2 separate regions of the Homo sapiens genome follow, and region 1 is linked to region 2. A link is an interaction called in ENCODE POLR2A ChIA-PET data of the cell type or tissue named here. Cell type or tissue: PC-3. All regions are shown on one strand. Links, peaks and the distances in the headings refer to the core of each region. The heading gives the core; the rest is flanking DNA.

What was found. Peaks named below come from ENCODE experiments on the same cell type or tissue, not always from the same donor. Only the 100,000 strongest peaks of a DNase experiment are listed, where the experiment ranks them.
Region 1: POLR2A ChIA-PET joins it to region 2 with 17 read pairs; 8 of 35 experiments call an interaction of 5 or more read pairs at or near these places.

What each region holds. Positions count from the first base shown.
Region 1 is chr1:244,739,653-244,747,989 of GRCh38, reverse strand. No RefSeq gene overlaps it. Among named protein-coding and RNA genes, the nearest start is that of C1orf202, 13 kb to the right of the region's middle. In PC-3, for the core only: no CTCF peak of the experiment used is centred there; a DNase peak (open chromatin) is centred at 7,749; H3K4me3 peaks cover 819 bases; H3K27ac peaks cover 1,053 bases.
Region 2 is chr1:244,817,500-244,825,836 of GRCh38, reverse strand. No RefSeq gene overlaps it. Among named protein-coding and RNA genes, the nearest start is that of COX20, 14 kb to the left of the region's middle. In PC-3, for the core only: no CTCF peak of the experiment used is centred there; a DNase peak (open chromatin) is centred at 4,556.

The DNA.
Region 1 (8,337 bases), core at 287-8,286, 78 kb after region 2:
AGAAAGAAAAATAAAAAATAAGAAAAAGAAAAAACAAAAATAAAAAAAATTAAAAAGATAAAAACCACCACAAAAAAATTTAGGCTGTGCACGGTGGCTCATCCCTGTAATCCCAGCACTTTGGAAGCCCATGGCGGCCAGATCTCTTGAGGTCAGGAGTTCCAGACCAACTTGGTCCACGTGGTGAAACCCCATCTCTACTAAAAATACAAAAATTAGCCGGGCATGGTGGCGTGCGCCTGTAATCCCAGCTACTTGGGAGGCTGAGGCATGATAATCACTTGAACTGAACCCGGGAGATGGAGGTTGCAGTGAGCAGAGATTGTGCTGCTGCATTCCAGCCAGGGCAACAGAGTGAGACTCTGTCTCAAAACAACAACAACATAAAGGCCTGCTTGTAACAAAGGCCTAATGGTGCACTCCCCAAGGCAGCCTGGAAGTGTGTCCTGGGCTGCTCTCCTCACTTCGGCTCATGTAACCTCTTTACGTTCTATTTTATGCCTCAGCCCTTTCCTTTTAGTTCAACAGGTTCTGGTGATGTATGGGCCTTCCTCCCTTGCCCTCCCTCATGTCGGGCACAGTTGCAGGTGGTAAACTAGTGGCCGCATGGCAGTAGCTCTTCAGTGACAGCATGTCCCAACACTGGCACTGCAGTCACCTGACCCCTTTTGCTTCAGCATTGCCTGGTGCGAGGGTGATGGGGAGCTAGCATCTTTGCCTACTTTTCCTTTCACCATCTACGTAAGTAATAACCTGAGTTATGGCTTGTTGTTTCTACCCTCTGAGTCTGTCTGTAGGCCTTGCCTTGTGCCTTATACCACAGGAGGCTGGAAGCGTTGACAGCCTACATACAAGGAGGAAGCACCCAGTGGAGAAGAGAGAAGGAGCAAATAAAACATACAGCAATTCTTTTTTAATTTTTCTTTTTAGACGGAGTCTCACTCTTGTTGCCCAGGCTGGAGTGCAATGGTGCGATCTTGGCTCACCACAAACTCTGCCTCCCAGGTTCAAGCGATTCTCCTGCCTCAGCCTCCCTAGTAGCTGGGATTACAGGCATGTGCCACCACGCCCGGCTAATTTTGTATTTTTAGTAGAGACGGGGTTTCTGCATGTTGGTCAGGCTGGTCTCAAACTCCCGACCTCAGGTGATCTGCCCGCCTCAGCTTCCCAAAGTGCTGGGATTACAGGCATGAGCCACCGCACCCGGTCCACATACAGCAATTCTTAAAGGGCAATGAATGGGGTAGGGGAAGGACCAGCTCCTATGCAGTCATGCCAAGGTGAGGGGACAAGCGAAAGACAGTTCGGGTGTGATCAGAGGTGGTGGAAACTGAACACACTCCTGCCCGGATGATTGTGCAGACCAGAATATGCCACCCCAAAATATGCCTCTTTGGCATGGTGACCTAAAAGGAAGAAGCTGAGGCAAAATTAACAGAAGTAGAGAGATTGTTTGGGCCAAACTTGGGGGTGGCAGCTGGGCAGCATAGATTCAAGTTGCCCTGAATATACAGTCTGATGAGTAGCGGTTACAAGTGGACTTTTAAAGACAAAGAAGAGGCAGTTTCTGAGTTGTTTCTCAAGAATTGACATTAAAACAACATAAACTATTGATTGATTATACCTTGTTCTTTGTATCACAAATTCCAGGAACATGAAGATAAAGGGTAAAGCAGCTAGTTAGGAACAAAATGGCTTTAAACAACTACCGCTAGGCGTGGATGTGTGGGCAGCAGGACTGGTCCGTACTCACGTCTTGGTGGGCCTGCATACCTGACATAGCTCAGACTGCTCTGAGCTACTTTTCTTTTCTCATTTCCCCACTGTTGATCAAAAAGCTTCCCATGAAAGTGTCGGTGACCGATCTCTGCTCAGGTGAGAGTGATAGACATCCTTCATAACTCGGCCCTGGGAAGGCTTATTCCGAGATAGTTCTCAGTCAAGCCTCTAATTTATACAACTGATGTTGCTTGTTGAATCATCTCTAGTCTTCAGAATTTCATGCTTTTGGTTTTCTCAGAAGAAGTAAAACAACGAGAAATACATAGTAAAAAAACCTATTCATTTGGAGACTCAGTCCAAATTGTAGGAAAATAATAAAAACTCCTAACAATAGGCAGGGTTAGAATAGAATAACAGGTGTACTATGGTTTTCTTCTGAAACATAACTTTTCCCTTCCTGCAGTCCCCGTTTTTCCCAAAATAAATCTTACTAGGACTGATGTACTTGCAAATAAGTGTTAGTATTATATTTGGGCTGATTATTTGCATAAAGTACAAGAATAGTGATCAGCCATATAGACTCCTTTAGGTCGGCTTCGCTGAACCTTTCATAAGGAATTTCAAACCAGACTCTTAAAAGCCTCAAGGCTAAGAAGCCAAGCCAAGGATTCACTATTAGACTGTACCTGTAATACCTGTGCAAAATGGGTGAGTTCCTCTCTTCTCAGGGTCTCCAAAACATCTTGATGTTTTTGGGTCCATCAGAAAGTGACTTTTTTTTTTTTTTTTTTGAGACAGAGTCTTGGTCTGTTACCCAGGCTGGAGTGCAGTGGTGTAATCTTAGCTCACTGCAACCTCCACCTCCTAGGTTCAAGCAATTCTCGTGCCTCAGCCTTCTGAGTAGCTGGCATCACAGGCATGTGCTACCACGCCCGGCTAATTTTTGTATTTTTAGTAGAGACAGGGTTTTGCCATGTTGGCCAGGCTGGTCTCGAACTCCTGACTTCAAGTGATCTGCCTGCCTCAGCCTCCCAAAGTGCTGGGATTACAAGCATGAGTCACTGCACCAGGCCAGAAAGTAACATTCTTTACTTACTGCAAGATCAGAAACCTTCAAAGGGAACTGTGTACACAAGGTACCAGGCCACTTTTTCGAAGGAGATTTTAATTGACTTTGTAAAGTCAAAATCTCAGTTCCTCAAAGCAGTCTCAAGATATCTGAAAATATGCTATGAGAGTGAAGGCCTTGGTAAAATACCTAGTGTCTTGACTGGGTCCTGTTACATAAAACAGATTCTTATTGAATTTCTACAAATAACTAGATTGCCATAAAATACAATACTCATAGTTTCCAAAGTTTAGAGAAATGAGGTAGAGAGAAAGACAATTGTTTCAATTTTGTTCCTAAAGTTATATTTTACCTAATTGCTATAAGTTATAAGGAGCTCAAAAGAAAAAAGTTTTATTGACTCTAGGAAACAAATATAAAAAGATTCAGCAATGTTTCTAACAAAAAGTCACAAAAATCATTCCAGTCCTCTATCAGGTCAGTCCCATGCAATGAATTCTTGTTCTGCTTGATGTTGGGTTAGCAATCTTCATGAATGCATCAGTTTATCAGAGTTCTAAAAGTTTTTACTTAGTCCAATGATATGATCTCCAAAGTTATCAGAAACCCATATCCGGCCGGGTGCAGTGGCTCACGCCTGTAATGCCAGCACTTTGGGAGGCCGAGACAGGCAGATCACAAGGTCAAGAGATCAAGACCATCCTAGCCAACATGGAGAAACCCTGTCTCCACTAAAAATACAAAAATTAGCCAAGCATGGTAGTGCGTGCCTGTAGTCCCAGCTACTCAGGAGGCTGAGGCAGGAGAATCGCTTGAACCCGGGAGGCAGAGGCTGCAGTGAGCCAAGATCGTGTCACTGCACTCCAGCCTGGTGACAGAGCGAGACTCCGTGTACAAAAAAAAAAAACACACACACCATATCCAAGAGTACTTGTCAGGGCCCTTTTAATGAATGTAAACTGCTTTTTAAGACGAATCAAAGTAAAATAATAATTGTTTGTGGTTGACAAAAGACAGAGAAGTCATGGTTAAAGATGCAATTGACAAGGAATGTGGTTATTTCTATGACATACAACAATTTAGGCCAGGTGCCTAAACTGAATTATCACTTGGGCTAAATGACCTACTATTATTTTACAGGCTCATGCCTATAATCCCAGCACTTTGGGAGGCCAAGGTGGGCAGATCACCTGATGTCAGGAGTTCGAGACCAGCGTGGCCAACATGGTGAAACCCCGTCTGTACTAAAAATACAAAACTTAGCTGGGCATGGTGGCGGGCGCCTGTAATCCCAGCTACTTGGGAGACTGAGGCAGGAGAATCACTTGAACTCAGGAGGCAGAGGTTGCAGTGAACCGAGACCACACCACTACACTCCAGCCTGGGCAACAAGAGCAAAACTCCATCTCAAAAAAAAAAAAAAAAATTAACCATAATTATGTCTGACAATATCAAGACATATCAGAATTTTAGGAATCTCATATAATTTTGGGACACATATTAATAATGTATTCATACAAATATAACTCAAAGAAAGTTGAACACCATTTTTTATTTGACAATGTTTTCTGTATGATTTTAACATAACAAATAGCCTAACATGTACCTCTTAGCCTTCCAGGGCCTCCATTTGCAAAAGACTTGATTTTAGAATTTGAAATTTGATTTGGAAAGCATGTCAAATATTTAAGATTAAAAATACTTGATCAAAATAGAATCATAGGGCTGGGTGCGGTGGCTCACGCGTGTAATCCTAGCACTTTGGGAGGCTGAGGCGGGTGGATCACTTGCGGTCAGGAGTTTGAGACCAGCCTGGCCAACATGTTGAAACTCCATCTCCAGTTAAAAAAACACAAAAATTAGCTGGGCATGGTGGCACTTGCCTGGAATCCCAGCTACTTGGGAGACTGAGGCACAAGAATCACTTGAACCCGGGAGACGGAGGTTGCAGTGAGTCGAGACCGTGCCACTGCACTCCAGTCTAAAAAAAAAAATCATAAGTCACTGTAAAATAATAGTAGGTCATTTAGCCCAAGTGATAATTCAAAGATTTCAGAAAGCAAAAACCTTTGTTTTTTGATAGAGAGGAGACTCAGTTTTCCAAACAATCAAAAGACCTGGGGGACAGGATGGGAAGGGGGTGAGGGATAAAGGACTACAAATTGGGTTATGTGTATGCTGCTTGGGTATGCGTGTACAAATTGGGTTATGTGTATGCTGCTTGGGTATGCGTGTACAAATTGGGTTATGTGTATGCTGCTTGGGTATGCGTGCATCAAGATCTCACAAATCACCACTAAAGAACTTACTCATGTAACCAAATACCATCTGTTCCCCAATAACCTATGGAGATAAAAAAAATTTAATTAAAAAAATCAATCAATGTTTATTTAAAACAACAATAAAAATTGTTGATTTAAACAGCAACAACAAAAACCTAATAAAGATAGCATAAGACTACTAGAATCTGTCTTTCCCTCCTTTTTTTTTTTTTTGGCAATTTACTCAAAAGATGAACAAAAATCTTTTATTGCCAACCCCCCCCTTTTTTTTTGAGACAGAGTCTCACTCTGTCCCCCAGGCTGGAGTTCAGTGGCATGATCTCGGCCCACTGCAAACTCCACCTCCCAGGTTCAAGAGATTCTCCTGCCTCAGCCTCCCGAGTAGCCAGGATTATAGGCACATGCCACCACTCCTGGCTACTTTTTATATTTTTAGTAGAGACGGGGGTTTTGCCATGTTGGCCAGGCAGGTCTCGAACTCCTGACCTCAGGTGATCCACCTGCCTCGGCCTCCCAAAGTGCTGGGATTACAGGTGTGAGCCCCATGCCCGGCCTATTTTCTCTCTCTCTGTTTTTTTTTTTTTTTTTTTTTTTTTTTGAGATAGAGTCTCTCTCTGTCACCCATGCTGGAGTGCAGTGGCAGGATCTTGGCTCACTGCAACCCCACCTCCCAGGTTCAAGTGATTCTCCTCCTGCCTCAGCCTCCCAAGTAGCTGAAATTACAGGCGCCCACCACCATGCCTGGCTAATTTTTGTATTTTTAATAGAGACAGGGTCTCACCAAGTTGGCCAGGCTGGTCTCGAACTCCTAACTTCAAGTGATCTGTGTGCCTCAGCCTCCCAAAATGCTGGGATTACAGGCGTGCGCAACCGCACCGGCCTGTCTCTTATTAATACCATATGAAAATCATGTTCAAAGAGAAAACCAAATTCTATCTTTGTGTCAGTATATTATTCATGCTAAAGCTAATTATTTTTTTGAGAAAGGGTCTCACTCTGTGGCCCAGGCTGGAGTGCAGTGGCATGAATTTGGCTCACTGAAGCCGTGACCTCCTAGGCTCAGGTGATCCTCCAATATCATCAGCCTTTGGAGCAGCTGGGACATAGTTGTGCATCACCATGCTTGGCTAATTTTTTTTATTTTTTTATTTTTAGTAGAGACAAGGGCTCACTATGTTGCCCAGGCTGGTCTCAAACTCCTGGGCTCAAGGGAGCCTCCCATCTTGGCCTCCCAAAGTGCTGGAATTACAGGTGTGAGCTACCGAGTTCAACCCTAAAGCTAATGTTAATAAAACCTAATAAACAAATTAATTCATCTAATCTCAGTCAGCATTGACCACACAGGATAAGATTTCCGTAAACCTTTTTTTTTTTTTTTTTTTTTTTTTAGACAGAGTCTAGATCTGTCACCCAGGCTGAAGTGCAGTAGTGCAATCTTGGCTCACTGCAACTTCTGCCTCCCGGGTTCAAGCAATTCTCCTGCCTCAGCCTTCTGAGTAGCTAGGACTACAGGCGTGCGCCACCACGCCAGGGTAATTTTTGTGTTTTTAGTAGAGACGGGATTTCACCATGTTGGTCAGGCTGGTCTCAAACTCCTGACCTCAGGTGATTCACCCGCCTTGGCCTCCCAAAGTGCTGGGATTACAGGCGTGAGCCACTGCGCCCAGCCATACAAAATTCTTTTCATGAGATTAATCTTTCATAAACCTTCAACAACTTGGAAACCTTCAGCTTTGTCCTACACTTCCTTTCTTATATTGGCATTCCACCTTAAGATAAGAATTTACCACTGGGGACAGTGGCTCACTCCTGTAATCCCAGCACTTTGGATCACCTGAGGCCAGGAGTTCGAGACTACCCTGGCCAACATTGTGAAACTCCCATCTCTACTAAAAATACAAAAAAAAAAAAAAAAAGAAAGAAAGAAAAAAAAGAAAGAAAGAAATTAAAAAAAAAACAAAACATTAGCCGGGTGCGGTGGCGGGCACCTGTAATCCCAGCTACTCTACTCGGGAGGCTGAAGCAGAATTGCTTGAACCCGGGAGGCGGAAGTTGCAGTGAACCAAGATTGCGCCACTGCACTCCAGCCTGGGCAACAAGAGTCAAACTCCATCTCAAAAATAATAATAATAATAATAATAATAATAATAATAATAATAAAGGGGAAAGGGAAGTACCTTTTGTTGTTGTTGTTGTTGTTTGTTTTTTTGTTTTTGAGACAGAGTTTCGCTCTTGTTGCCCAGGCTGGAGTGCAGTGGTGCGATCTCAGCTCATCGCAATCTCCACCTCCCGGGTTCAAGTGATTCTCCTGCCTCGGCCCCGGAGTAGCTGGGATTATAGGCATGCGCCACCACGCCCAGCTAATTTTGTATTTTTAGTAGAGACGGGGTTTCTCTATGTTGGTCAGGTTAGTCTCGAACTCCCGACGTCAGGTGATCTGCCCGCCTTGGCCTCCCATAGTGCTGGGATTACAGGCGTAAGCCACGGCGCCCGGCCTGGAGTTTTATTATTACTCAAATCAGTCTCCCTGAGAATTCGGGGATCAGAGTTTTTAAGGATAATTTGGTGGGCGGAGGCGGGCAGTGAGTCGGGAGTGCTGCCTGGTTGGGCCGGAGATGAAATCATACGGAGTTGAATCTTGCATTGAGTCAGTTTCTGGTTGGGGGACACAAGCTCAGATGAGCCAGTTTATTAAACTGGGTGGTGCCAGGTGAGTCATAAATGCAGGATCTGCAAAATACCTCAAGCACTGATCTTAGGTTTCATAATAGTGATGTTATCTCCAGGAACAATTTGGGGAGGTTCAAAATCTTGCGGCCTCTAGCTGCATGACTCCTAAACTATAATTTCTAATCTTTTGGCTAATTTGTTAGTCCTACAAAGGCAGTCTAGTCCCCAGGCAAGAAGGGAGTTTGTTCTGGGAAAGGGCTGTTATTGTCTTTGTTTCAAAGTTAAACTACAAACTAAGTTCCTCCAAAGTTAGTTCCGTCTACACCCAGGAATGAACAAGGACAGTTTGGAGGTCAGAAGCGAGATGGAGTTGGCAAAGCTAGATTTCTTTCACTGTCTCAGTTATAATTTTGCAGTGCTGGTTTCAAGTGGAAGAAAATAGAAGAACAAGTGTTAAAAGAGGCAATTTGGGGAGATTCTAAGCTTTCTAAAAGGCCAACAAATTTTACACTTTTTTCAGCAGAAATTATGCCAACAAGGTAGGAAGCAAACAGAGGAATCAAACACATTTAAAAAGGGGTTTCAGTCAACTAA
Region 2 (8,337 bases), core at 198-8,197:
TTTTTTTATGACATTGATTTTTTAGGAAGTCTAAGGCGATTGTTTTGTAAAATGTCCCACATTCTGGATTGTCTCTTGGTGTCATTTAACTTGTCTGTCTACTATCCCTTTCTTTCCTCTAAACTGGAAGTTCAGTCTAGGGCTGCCTAATCCAGTATCATAGCCACAAGCCTCATGTAGCTCTGGAGCCCTTGCAATGTGGTGAATACAGCTGAGGAACTGAATTTAAATTTCATTTCATCTTTGTTAAGTTGAATTTAAACTGAAAAACTGATACTCAATTCAGTGATAGGAAAAATGTATGTGTGGAACAACTTGGAGCTAGTTTTTCAATTGCAAATTTTATGAAATCTAAATACAGATCAAGTATTTCCAATGAAGATTTAGCATCTGAATTGAAATGTACTTAAAGTGTAAAAACACATGCTGAAAATACATGACTCAGTACAAAAAAGAATATAAAATATTAATTTTAAAATATGGATTACATGTTAAAATCGTAATATTTCGGATATACTGGGTTAGCTAAAGTATGTTTTTAAACTAATTTCACCCCGGGCTTTTCTCTTTTGTTTTTACTTTCCAAATGCAGTTACCAGAAAATTTTGAATTACATAAGTGGCTTACATATATTTGTATTGACATGTGCTGGTCTAGGAGCCTGATTCAATTTAGGTTAAACATTTTGGGCAAAAATACTTCTAGACGATGTGGATTTCAAATTTTATCACATTGGAAGGCACATACGTCAGATTGTGCTACCATTAGCGACGCTAACTTTGATCACTGGGTTAAGATGGAGACTGCCAGAACTTGCCATTGTAAAGATACGCTTCTCGCTTTCAATTAAAAACCCATGCAAATATCCTGTTACCAAAAATCTGTTCACCTAATGGTTTTAGCACTTTGTGAGTATCCTTGACGGAATCAGCGATTACACTGGAGTTAGCAAATGTTGACCTTATTCTGTCAATCCATTTATTAGCTAGCATTCGTCTGTGAAGCACTCCCGCCTCCCTTTTCATATACATGTATCTTTATATGAAATATTTATTTAATGGGTTTCAATTAATTATGGTTATTCTTTTTGAAGCCCACATCCTTTCCTTGAACATTCCCTGGCCATTTCTTCAAGGAACTCTTGTTTGTTTCAGTGGGGATTAAGTTGCTTCTTAAAGCCCCTTGAGATGAATTTTTTTTAAGTATAAGAAGAACACTGAGGCCGGGCACGGTGGCTCACACCTGTAATCCCAGCACTTTGGAAGGCTGAGGCTGGTGGATCACTGGAGGTCAGGAGTTCAAGACTGGCCTGGCCAACATGGTAAAACCCTGTCTCCGCTAAAAATACAAAAATTAGCCGGGCATGGTGGTGGGCACTTGTAATCCCAGCTACTTGGGAGCCTGAGGCAGGAGAATTGCTTGAACCTGAGAGGCGGACGCTGTAGTAAGCCAAGATCATGCCAGTGCATTCCAGCCTGGGTGACAGAGCGAGACTCCATCTCAAAAACAAACAAAACAAAAGAAAAAACCATTGATACAATTTTATTAAAGATAATGCTTTGTATATACATGTCAGTTCCATCTACATTGCTGATCATAGAATGAAAGCATTGCACCTTGTTTTTGAGCCATTATTTTCTTTAAATGCATATTAAAGCTATATCTTGGCTGGCCTTAGGTTTCATATCTGCAAAACTGAGATTATAATACATCTCTGAAAATGAGGACAAGAAATAGAATATGCAGAGTTCTGGGCTCATTCTTGTTGCTGTGTCCCTGGAGACCCAAGCTGGGCAAGCCTCTGCTCCTCATCATTATCATCATCATCTCCCCAATTCCCAGTTCTTTATTATTATTATTATTTTAAAATTTCAGTTGTCTCTGACAGAAAGACCCTGTCTCCAAAAAAAAAAAAAAAAAAGCGGTACATTCCATGGCTGTATGAGGGTCCTTAGAGTCAATCTTTTCTGAAATATATCCATATGAATTTGAGATTAGTTATCTTGAAGTGCATAGAAATTACTCATATTCCTAATACATTTATTAAGCACTGATGAAGGGATACTTATTACCCTTTTTTTTTTTTTTTTTTGAGGCAGTGTCTCGCTCTGTTGCCCAGGCTGGAGTGCTGTGGTGTGATCTCGGCTCACTGCAATCTCCACCTCCTGGGCTCAAGCGATCCTCCCACCTCAGCCTCCCGAGTAGCTGGGATTACAGGCGTGCACCACCACACCCACCCAGATAATTTTTGTATTTTTAGTAGAGATGGGGTTTCACTATGTTGGCCAGGCTGGTCTCAAACTCCTGACCTCAGGTGATCTGCCCGCCTTGGCCTCCAAAGTGCTGGGATTACAGGCTGAGACACCTCACCCAGCCCAGAATACTTACTAACTTTTTAACGTATCAATATTTAAGGACTTTGACATAACTCCTTTTGCAAATTTTAGAATTATTTTTTCCCACCTAAACCAATATACATTTACATTTGGGTTGTACATGCATATAAAAACATGCACATTTTACTGGGCTTTATACCACTGTTTGAGATGGCAGGTAGTGAGTGACACGGAGGGGCTGGGGGCTGGGGGACCTCTTGCCAGCACCTTGAACCCACAGTTGCACCTCAACTCTCTCCAGCTCTGCCACCTTGAGCCAGTCACTGGACCTCAATTTCCTCCTCTATAAAAGGAGGTATTAGTGTCTCTCCCTCACAGTGTAACGTTGAATCAAAGATGTTAAGAGATTTGCTTAAGGTTACGCAATTATGCAATTAGTATGGATATCAGACTGTTTTTTGTTTGTTTGTTTCTTTTCATTTGAGAAAGAGTCTCGCTGTATCACCCAGGCTGCAGCGCAGTGGCGTGATCTCGGCTCACTGCAACCTCTGCCTCCGGGCTCAAGTGATTCTCCTGGCTCAGCCTCCCGAGTAGCTGGGATTACAGGCGCCCGCTACCACACCTGGCTAATTTGTGTATATTTAGTAGAGACGGGCTTCACCATGTTGACCAGGCTGGTCTTGAACTTCTGACCTCAGGTGATCCAACCTCCTTGGCCTCCCAAAGTGCTGGGATTACAGGCGTGAGCCACCGCGCCTGGCCCTAAGTGGACGCTTTCTTTCCAGCAATCCTTTGTGGAACTTCTGTTTTGCATTTAGAATGGGAAAATCGTGTTTGTATTTGAAGGCGAATTTTCAAAGGCACAAGATGTTAAGTCCTAACCCTGAGAACTGTTTCATGGGCAGCAATATCAGCTAATTAAATTTGAAAAAAGGAAAGACAAAAGGAGAAAAAAGTTAAAAATAATAGCATACAGTTAGGGAGCCATTGAACTTCTGTGCAAACTTATTTGGATTTTGTTTGGTTAGTTGGTTGTTTTTGTTTTTGTTTTTGTTTTTTAGACAGAGTCTCACTCTGTCACCAGGCTGGAGTGCAGTGGTGTGATCTCAGCTCACTGCAACCTCCGCCTCCTGAGTTCAAGCGATTCTCCTGCCTCAGCCTCCCAAGTAGCTGGGATTATGGGCGCCCGCCACCATGCACAGCTAATTTTTGTATATTTAGTAGAGACAGGGTTTCACCACGTTGGCCAGGGTGGTCTCGATCTCTTGACCTCATGATCCACCCGCCTCGACCTCCCAAAGTGTTGGAATTACAGGTGTCAGCCACCGCACCTGGCCTGTTTGTTTGTTTTTTGAGACGGAGTCTCGCTCTGTCGCCCAGGCTAGAGTGCAGTGGCATGATCTCGGCTCACTGCAGTCTCCACCTCCCAGGTTCAGGCGATTCTTTTGTCTCAGACTCCCAGGTTGCTGGTATTACAGGCACCCACCACCACGCCTGGCTCATTTTTATATTTTTAGTAGAGATGGGGTTTCACCATGTTGGCCAGGCTGGTCTCAAACTCCTGACCTCAAATGATCCGCCTGCCTTGGCCTCCCAAAGTGCTGGGATTACAGACATGAGCCACCACGCTCAGCCCCTTAATTAATTTTATTTATTTTTATTTTTTAAGACAGAGTCTTGCTCTGTTGCCCAGGCTGGAGTGCAGTGGTGCGATCTCGGCTCACTGCAACCTCTGCCTCCTGGGTTCAAGAGATTCTCCCACTGTTACTGGAAAGGGGTCCCAATCCAGACCCCAAGAGAGGGTTCTTGGATCTTGGGCAAGAAGTAATTCAGGGCGAGTCCATAGAGTAAAGTGAAAGCAAGTTTATTAGGAAAGTAGAGGAATAAAGAATGGCTACTCCACAGACAGAGCCGCCCGAGGGTTGCGGGTCGCCCATTTTTATGGTTATTTCTTGATGATATGCTAAACAAGGGGTGGATTATTCATGCCTCTCCTTTTTAGACTATATAGGGTAACTTCCTGACGTCGCCATGGCATTTGTAAACTGTCATGGTGCTGGTGGGAGTGTAGCAGTGAGGAAAACCAGAGGTCACTTTCATCACTATCTTGGTTTTGGTAGGATTTGGCCGGCTCCTTTACTGCAACCTGTTTTATCAGCAAGGTCTTTATCAGCTGTATCTTGTGCTGACCTCCTATTTCATCCTGTGACTCAGGATGCCTAACTACCTGGGAATGTAGCCCAGTACATTTCAGTCTTACTTTACCCAGCCCCTACTCAAGAGGGAATTGCTCTGGTTCAAATGCCTCTGACATTTCCCCCCTCCCTTTTATAAGAGAATCCTTAATCCTAAGAGTTGCAGAGGGACAAAGATCCATCTTCTGCAACTTCTTCAGGCTGAATAGGGGCAATTATATTACTGCCCAACTACTGGGTCTTTTGCATTCAGGGTAGAGAGGAGCTCAGTCAGAAAGCATCCATATGGTGAGGGCCATTCATAACTCTTGAATTCCGACAGAAGGTGATATCATAAGTGTTAAATTTAAGAAAACGTTGAGTAAACTTATCCTCATTTTTACACAAAGAGTACAACAACAATATATTCCACAAGAGTAAAGCAAAATAAGTAAAATTATTCCAAGTAAACTAAATTAGAAGGCTTCCCATCAACTGGGCAACTGTTGGAACTAAGCTGATACGGGGTTGTTAGCAATTCCAATGCATGCCCAGAATTAGAATACTGATCCAGATTTTTACATTACCCATCCCTTTTTTTTTTTTTTTGAGCTGCAGCCAGAGATCACTGGTTGGTTCACAGGAATAAGCAGGGTTAGCCTAAATTACAGAAACAAACTTAAAAACAACTCATGAGACTAGAATCTAATAACAGGTGTATTATAGTTCTTGAAATATAATTTTTCTCTCTCCAGTTTCTCATTTTTACTAAATACAAATCATGGTAAGGCCGATTTACTTTATTGTATTTGGTCTGATTATTTGTATAAAATGCAGCAAGAATAATTATTTTTCACAAAAGGTGTTTTTAAATTGGCTTTGATGGAACTCTGTTCCACAGAAGGAATCTTAGATAAGACTTTTTCAGAGCCGAGCCCTGCCATGGGTTTGTATCCTCAAATACCTGTGGGATGAGTACATTCCTCCCATCTTGGGATCCCAGATAACTTGGGGCTCCTGGGCCTGTTGGAAAGTGACATTCTTTACTTCCCATGGGTCAGAAACCCTGTACAGGGACTGTGTGGGCAAGGTATGAGGCCTGTTTTCCCAAGGGGCTTTTATTGGCTCTGTAAGTCAAGTTTAATTCCTTAAAGGAAAAACACACCATTCCGGTTAAAGCCTTGGTAAAATAACCAGCTTTTCCACTTGTGTCCGGTTACAAAAGAAAAATTATTGTTGCAATTAGGCAAATAACTATATTGCCATAAGTTAAGAATACTCTCTAGTTTGCAAATTCTGGAGAAAGCAGGTACAGAGAAACAAATATGCTCCAAAGTTTGTTCATAGGAGTATATTTTACTCAATTGTTAAAAAATGCAGGCCAGACGCGGTGGCTCACACCTGTAATCCCAGCACTTTGGGAGGCCGAGGTGGGCAGATCACGAGGTCAGGAGATCGAGACCATCCTGGCTAACACAGTGAAACCCCGTCTCTACTAAAAATACAAAAAATTAGCCAGGCATGGTGGTGGGTGCCTGTAGTCCCAGCTACTCGGGAGGCTGAGGCAGGAGAATGGTGTGAACCCCGGGAGGTGGAGTTTGCAGTGAGCCGAGATCACGCCACTGCACTCCAGCTGGGGCGACAGAGCAAGACTCCGTCTCAAAAAAAAAAGAAAAAAATGCAAATAGCTCAAAAGAAAAGTTTTCTTGACTCTGAAAAGCAAAACAAAGGATCAATAATATTTTAAGCAAAGTCAAAAAGATGACTTCAGAATTACTGACTTGAGCTGCTGCAGTTATCTCCTGCTGTGTTTGATATTCACGGACATTCCAGTTCTCTGTGAGAGTTCTGAAAGTTTTTTCCTCTATTTTAATATCACAATTTCCAAAGTTATCAGAAACCTGCATTTAAGAATACCTGTTAGAGTTCTCTAGTTGATTATAAACCACCTTTTAAAGAGTATTAAGACAACAATTGTCTGTGGATGGCAAAATGTCTTAGGACAGCCACAGTCAAAAACATGATTGACAAAGGATGTTTTTCTTTGGCCTGATTATTTGTATAAAGTGCAGCAAGAATAACTATTTTTCACATAAGCTTTTTTTTTTTGCTTTTTTTTTGAGATGGAGTCTCGCTCTGTCGCCCTGGCTGGAGTGCAGTGGTGCTATCTCAGCTCACTGCAAGCTTTGCCTCCCGGGTTGACGCCATTCTCCCGCCTCAGCCTCCCAAGTAGCTGGGACTACAGGCGCCCGCCACCACGTCTGGCTAATTTTATTGTATTTTTAGTACAGATGGGGTTTCACTGTGTTTGCCAGGATGGTCTCGATCTCCTGACCTTAAGATCTGCCTGCCTCGGCCTCCCAAAGTGCTGGGATTACAGGCGTGAGCCACCACGCCTGGCCCACATAAGCTGTTTTTAAATTGGCTTTGATGGAACTCTGTTCCATAGAAGAAATCTTAGATAAGACTTTGGTTTTTTGGTTACCTCTGTGGCATACAATGATTTTCTGTAACAATTATAATTATTAATAACATATACTAAGTCATATCAGAATTATAGGAATTTCCTATTATTTTGGAACATATGCCAATAACACATTTATACAAATACAGCCCAAAGAAAAGCAAACACCGTTTCATATTTGACAATGTTTCCTGTATGAGTTTTGTACCAAATAAGCCGAATTTCACCTTTACATTAGTGTACTATTAATGTTAAACCCAATTCTTTTTTTTTCCCCTTTTTGAGACAGAGTCTGGCTCTGTTGCCCAGGCTGGAGTGCAGTGGTGCAATCTTGGCTCACTGCAACCTCCACCTCCTAGGTTCAAGCGTTTCTCTTGCCTCAGCCTCCCGAGTAACTGGGATTACAGGCACGTGCCACCGTGCCCAGCTAATTTTTTGTATTTTTAGTAGAGATGGGGTTTCACCATGTTGGCCAGGCTGGTCTTGAACTCCTGACCTCAAGTGATCCTCCCGCCTTGGCTTCTCAAAGTGTTGGGATTACAGGCGTGATTCACTGCACCCAGCCAAACCCAATTCTTAATAAAACCCTATAGACACATTTACCCAATTTTAATGTTTGACCCTAAGGTAAGATTCTCATAAACTTTTTATAACCCTTTACAATTTTTGTTAAAGAGCAGATCATAAGCAGATTTTTGCTTCAGGAAAAACCTGTTGTGTTTTTTTCCAATGTTTAATTTATGCAAAAACTGAATAATACCCAACTTTAGCCAATATGTTCATACACAGCAAGGTAGGTAAACTGAACAATTTCCAAAAGTCAAAGAAGCAGTTTATAACCTCAAAGCATTTAGCAAACATCTGACCTGCATAAGTTAGACCAAATATTTACATTTTTGAAGATATTTTTATTTTACCAATAATCTTTAAAACTGTTTCCCAAAGATTACTTAAGTCACATGAACTAAAAGGCATTATACTTTATACTTTTCTGTCAAAATATTTGATTTAAGCACTTGTTTTTAAGCCAATCAACCCAAGCTCTTTTATATGTAAACGTCACACACACGACACACATAAATACGCAGACAGACAGAAGATAAAGGACTCATTCCTCAAGCCAGGAATTGGACCCTGAACCCAGGCTGCCACTGTGGAAAGAGAAAGCACAGCCACATGGTTACAAGGTCGAGCTCCCAAGGACATACAAGACAAGAAGGGAACCTCATCCAGTTTTTTTCAGGGACCTGCAGCAAAGTTTTTGTTTGTTTGTTTGTTTTGAGACGGAATCCCACTCTGTCGCCCAGGCTGGAGTGCAGCGGCGTGATCTCGGCTCACTGCAACCTCCATCTCCTGAATTCAA